2 separate regions of the Homo sapiens genome follow, and region 2 is linked to region 1. A link is a contact called in ENCODE Hi-C or POLR2A ChIA-PET data. All regions are on one chromosome and are shown on one strand. The core of a region is the stretch at or near the end of the contact, and the rest is flanking DNA. Distances in the headings are between cores, read along the strand shown. Region 1 has its middle 78 kb from the start of LINC02459. Region 2 holds the start of TBX5-AS1 (TBX5 antisense RNA 1).

Region 1 (2,700 bases), core at 40-2,539:
AGGTTCAAATCCTGGCTCTGCCTCTTATTACCATATAATCTTGCCTATGTGTATGTAACCTGTCTGATGCTCAATTTCCTCATCTGAGAAATGAGGACGATAATGACGATGACCTGTATTAATGGAGGTATGAATGAAACACAGCACTTAGCACAGTGTCTGCAACATTGTAAACTCTCAGCAACTGAGAACTGGTGTTTCTCTTAATACTGTTATTTATGATAGTAATAGTCTTACCAGGCATCATAATTAGTAACAGGAGGTCATGACACATTTCCAGATGAGGAAACTGAGGCACTGAGCCATAGGTACCTTGCTTTAGTGAAACCTTGCCATTGTCGGTGTCAGTAATGGGCTTTACAGACCCAAAGAGTGGGATTTTAAAAGTCTTCCCCATAAATAAACGAGAAGAAAGCAATCTCTTGGCCCCGGAGACCACTTCCTAGCCTAGGATAAGCAAGTAAGATATTTACGACGCAGCCTCCATAGAGGAGACATTGTTCTGGGTGAACTGAACGGGCAGTGGTCAGACCACATCTAAAATGCTTCAACTGGTTTTTGCTGTGGCTTTTTCACAAAGAAAGATCTTATTGCCTCTGAAAGAGGCCGCTGGGATAATTCCAGGTGGTAGCACGGCTCTGAAAAAACCCAGGAGAATATTGCAAGGGAGGCAGGATTTCGGAGGGGAGCAAGATGAATTACGTCCTCTAGCATGCAAAGAAAGGAGAGGAAAGCAGAGAAATGGAATTAAGGCTAGTGAGGGAAACCAGCCAAGGGCCTTTGGGCGTAGTAGTAATAACGATGACAGTAATCGAAGTTGGCAGTTATGAAGCACCTACTGTGTGCTGTGTTCTCATTGACACATGATTTTTAGTTTTCTCCTTGATTCTTAAAACAATTTGGTAAAAGAGATACTGACATTCTCTTTTGCAGATGAGGAAAGTAAGGCCTAGAAAAGTGAAGTCATTCTCCACTGAGCCCTGGATTCCAATTCAAGCTTGGCTGGCTGCTTTCAAAGCCCATTTTTCCACCCACTATCAAATTGTGGAGCCAGGCTAATGAAAGTGGACTGGAGAAATCTACCCCGAGGAAAGGGAAGCCTGGTTTTGTGGGGGTGTGGGTGCGTGCTTGGCTCATCCCAACGTGTTGGCCTTCTGGCTAGCAGGAGGAATTAATTCTGGCCTCTGCAGCAGCCCTCGCTTCTTTGCCAAAAGGCAAGAGGCTGGAGTCCTGCTCGCGGCTCCCTCCTCCTCCTGCCACCTACACATCCACGAGTCACTTCCAAGGGTGGAGAAGGCTTTGAAGTCGGTAGTGACGCCGTGGAGGGTGAAGGCTTCGGAGAACTGAAGAGGTGAACACAGGGCCAGCAGATAAGCAACCTAAACAACCAAGAGTGCACTCCCAGGCACAGAATGAAGAATTTCTGACAATGAGTTTTTGCCTGGCTTTTGCTTAGTCTAGTTTTTAGAGCTATGAAGGATGATGTTCCTGAACTTGGCTAAGCCAGAAATGGAAGAGGCTATTAGCTTAGCAGTAGTCTATGAACTTTCCCCCAGAGCTGGAGCTCTGGATCTCTTGCCTCAGTTAGGGCTTCCCTGTAGCTTTCTCTCTGTCTTTCTGTATTGAATAAATCAATCTAGGGCCTACAAGAGTCCTGGGAGATGCATTTTATGCGAATGTCCATTTTTCTTCTGAGAGTATTCAAAGCCTTCACTGGAGCCTGTGGGATCCCTCCTTGAAAAGTTAAACCTTGTTGGAAGTAAACAAATGAAAGGAATGCAAGTAGTTACCACCAAGGTAGAGGATGCCAATTACTTTTCATCAATAATAAAATAATAATGAGTCACCTCTCGTCTTAGTAGTGTTTCCTCAGAGGTAAACCCCAAAACAAGTATCTGAGTGCTCATAAATTTTTATTTCATTTTGTTTTGCTTTTGGAGGTGATTCCAGTAAGCACCAGTAAGGGAGTGGGAGTGGAGAAATTTGAAAGGCAAGAAGTTCATACAGCATGTGTTAATGAGTAGGTTACTGTTATGGGTAACTGAGGCTCATTCCTGCTGGGGAACTCTGAGACACAATACAGAACGTGCCTTGGAGTTGTCCTACCTGAGGGATAAAAAGATAGAGTACATATCTTCCAACCCCAGCCTGTCATTGTCTGAGGGCTGTTCCTGGGAGTGTCAGCTCACCAGAACTGCTGGTCTACCTCGGGAGCGAGATTCCGGGAGAAGCCCTCAAAGGGAGAGCTGTGGATGCCTGCACTAGGAGCCATCAGCATGCACAGGAATGGCATGCACTGGGAGCTTATGGGTGAACTCCCAATGGTGTATACTATATCTATACATTCACATTTGTTTCATTTCTGAATGCAATTGCTTATAGGAGACATAGCTCCCAAGATGACAGCCTTGGATTTTGTAATAAATTAGAAACAAGGCTCATATAATATTAATAATAGAAGTATTTACATAAATGCTGTGGGCTTACAGGTGAGCTGCTGGGCTGAAGCATCATAAAACATTTCATTGCATAGAAAATAAACAGTGCTAATGTGGCAGAAGAACTACAGGAAATGTGAAATTAAGGGACATCAAAATCAGACTAGATTTCTACAGCTAGCCTGAAAGTTAAGAGCTTGGGTTCAGGATTCAGATAGTTTGAGCTGCAGGTCTGACACTTTTGCGACCTTCAACAAGCTGC
Region 2 (2,700 bases), core at 186-2,685, 89 kb before region 1:
CAGGTGGCTGCAGGGCCCGCAGTCCGGGATGCCGGAGAAAGGAACCACAAGGAAAAGACGCTACGCTCGGAGTTTCCCCTTTTCCTTGCAGCCCCGGCGGGGCCTAGGCCTCGGTTTCCGGCCCACCTCGGCTCAGAGGTCAAGTAGGAACTCATCTCGTCGACCTAGGGTTTGGGAGAAGGATTTCGGGTTGCGTTCTTGGCATCTGGGAGCAAACACGAGCCTCGGATTTGGGGACATATCGTTATTAACAGCTTGGGAAACGAAAGCGAAGCTCGGGGCAGCCACTGCAGCCTGGCTGAGAGAAAGGACGCGGGTTGTGCTCTCTGGAAGCAAAGGGGTCTGCGGCCCAGCTGGCCTGGGAGCTTGTGGCCGGCGCTGGAAGCTGCCCGCTCTCCCCGCGGGCCTGACCTTGGCTCCCGCCGCAGCTCTGCCGGCCGACTGCCTCCCTGCACATTTTGCTGCCGTTCCAGTCCTTACAGGACCGGGCCTGGAGCCAGGCCATGCTTCGGAAAGCCCTGGGGGTTGGGGACGCGCAAAACCCAGAATCGAACCCCGAAGCTGGGGGCAAGTCCAGATTCAGACGTCCAGCTCCCTCGGGACCCCTTGGCGGAGAACTTACCCTTCCGGAAGGCCCGACGCTCTCCGGCTCTGTGCTGGGCAGGCCTAGCTCTTCTCTCGGCGCCACCAGGGGCGTCTACGCGGTACGTTTTGCAACTCAACCTAGTGGGTTTCCAGCGGTGCGCAAAAGTTTGCGAGCATCCACCACTGCGCTGCTTAGAAATTGTGCCCATTGATCAGACTAAAAATAATAGTCGTCGTGATTACAAAACAAAATAGAGTGCCTCGTGCCTCGGCGGGCCCTGGTACAATAATTATTCTCTACAGAAACCACCTCTCTCCACTCCCACCCCTACTCCACCACCCACTCGCACCCCGCCCCTGCCGGGCCACTCTGGGACGAATTGCATTCTTGGACCTTTCTCTCCGCAAGGCACATTACGGAGAACTCCCTCTGTCTCGTGTCCCCTCCACGACAACCCAGTAATTATTTCTATGCAAGTCTGCAAGAGGGCACTGAGTTATCGCATCCCAAGCCTAACCAGCTAGAGCGGCGCCTCGGTATTCATTTGCCCAGAGCTCCTCCGCGGGGGATTTAAAAATAATAATAATAATAATAAGGATCCCATGCCTTATGCAAGAGACCTCAGTCCCCCGGAACAACTCGATTTCCTTCCAATAGAGGTCTGAGGTGGACTCCCACCTCCCTTCGTGAAGAGTTCCCTCCTCTCCCCCTTCCTAAGAAAGTCGATCTTGGCTCTATTTGTGTCTTATGTTCATCACCCTCATTCCTCCGGAGAAAGCCGGGTTGGTTTATGTCTTTATTTATTCCCGGGGCCAAGACGTCCGGAACCTGTGGCTGCGCAGACCCGGCACTGATAGGCGAAGACGGAGAGAAATTTACCTCCCGCCGCTGCCCCCCAGCCAAACGTGACAGCGCGCGGGCCGGTTGCGTGACTCGTGACGTCTCCAAGTCCTATAGGTGCAGCGGCTGGTGAGATAGTCGCTATCGCCTGGTTGCCTCTTTATTTTACTGGGGTATGCCTGGTAATAAACAGTAATATTTAATTTGTCGGAGACCACAAACCAACCTTGAGCTGGGAGGTACGTGCTCTTCTTGACAGACGTTGGAAGAAGACCTGGCCTAAAGAGGTCTCTTTTGGTGGTCCTTTTCAAAGTCTTCACCTGAGCCCTGCTCTCCAGCGAGGCGCACTCCTGGCTTTTGCGCTCCAAAGAAGAGGTGGGATAGTTGGAGGTGAGTTTCACCCTGGAGGACTGAGGGGGGAAATAGGTTTCTCTTTGCACTTGGCCCTCCTTGGCTTTTCACCCCGTCTTAGTCTTGCTGAATCTTCTCTTGCTGTGCTGCTACTTCTCATGAACGAAATAAGAATGGCTTCGTGTGTCACCTGGCAAGAATGGATTCTCTCGAAAGGTTTGAAAATCCCTATTTTGCTTGGTGGCCCAGACCATCTGTGCTCAATGAGCTAAGCAAATCTGGCTGGGCTATTACCTGGGAGAGTCCAGATTTTTCCTCTCTGGAGGGGCCTGAAGATTATTTATGGGAATTAATTTTATCCCCAAATCTCTGAGAACTTAAAGGGATTGGGAAGGTCTTTCTGGATTTCCCTTTCCCTCTACTGGAGATGTAGCGGTTCAGCCTTCTTCCGATGCCATGTTTGTTTTTCGTGTCTTCGGCCTAGGGTCGCCTTGCCAGCAAGCCTAAAGGCCTCCAAGCTGACTTGGAGGGTGAGGGTGTTTTCACAAATAAATACATCGCCTGGGCAAAGGGAAAATATCTGTTTGCAAACAAACCTGGAAGGTGGAGTGAGCACCATAGCAAAGGAGGGCTGGCTTTCTCCCCGGTTGCCCCACATTCAGGGTTGGAGATTCTCCACTTTGGCATTTTGCAGCAATGGCCTGGCCTGGGATTTTAGCAGAGCAGTCACAGAGGGTTACACAGCTGCTGACCTCGGGGCATTTCTCCTCCCTCCATCCCTTTCTCCAGACCTTGACTTGCAGGCCCAAGTCTCTTATCAGAACCCTAGAAAAATCAGTATGATGGGGGTACAGGAGGTAAGGATGGGAAACAGAACAGGACTCCTGACATTTACTCCAAGCACCAATATTCGGTGTCCCAAT

What was found. A loop is a pair of places that touch in the nucleus more often than their neighbours do. ChIA-PET counts read pairs that join two places held with the same protein, here RNA polymerase II (POLR2A). Pooled maps may share reads with other maps.
Region 2: a loop to region 1 is called in a pooled map, with 1.9 times the contacts of the local background. The contact joins the promoter of TBX5-AS1 here to the enhancer-like site in region 1. A Hi-C loop is called at or near these places in 1 of 50 pooled maps. POLR2A ChIA-PET finds 5 or more read pairs at or near these places in 2 of 52 experiments (BJ and OCI-LY7).

What each region holds. Positions count from the first base shown.
Region 1 is chr12:114,318,145-114,320,844 of GRCh38, reverse strand. No RefSeq gene overlaps it. Among named protein-coding and RNA genes, the nearest start is that of LINC02459, 78 kb to the right of the region's middle. Within about 2 kb of position 1,289, at least 2 of the 41 ENCODE cell types and tissues checked have a DNase peak (open chromatin) inside an H3K27ac peak, as active enhancers do.
Region 2 is chr12:114,406,930-114,409,629 of GRCh38, reverse strand. It overlaps TBX5-AS1 (TBX5 antisense RNA 1), which reads right to left and starts at 1,435. Exons shown (of 3, transcript NR_038440.1): 1 at 1,345-1,435; 2 at 623-802; 3 at 1-164. It also overlaps a transcript of TBX5 not described here. RefSeq lists an enhancer at 1-338.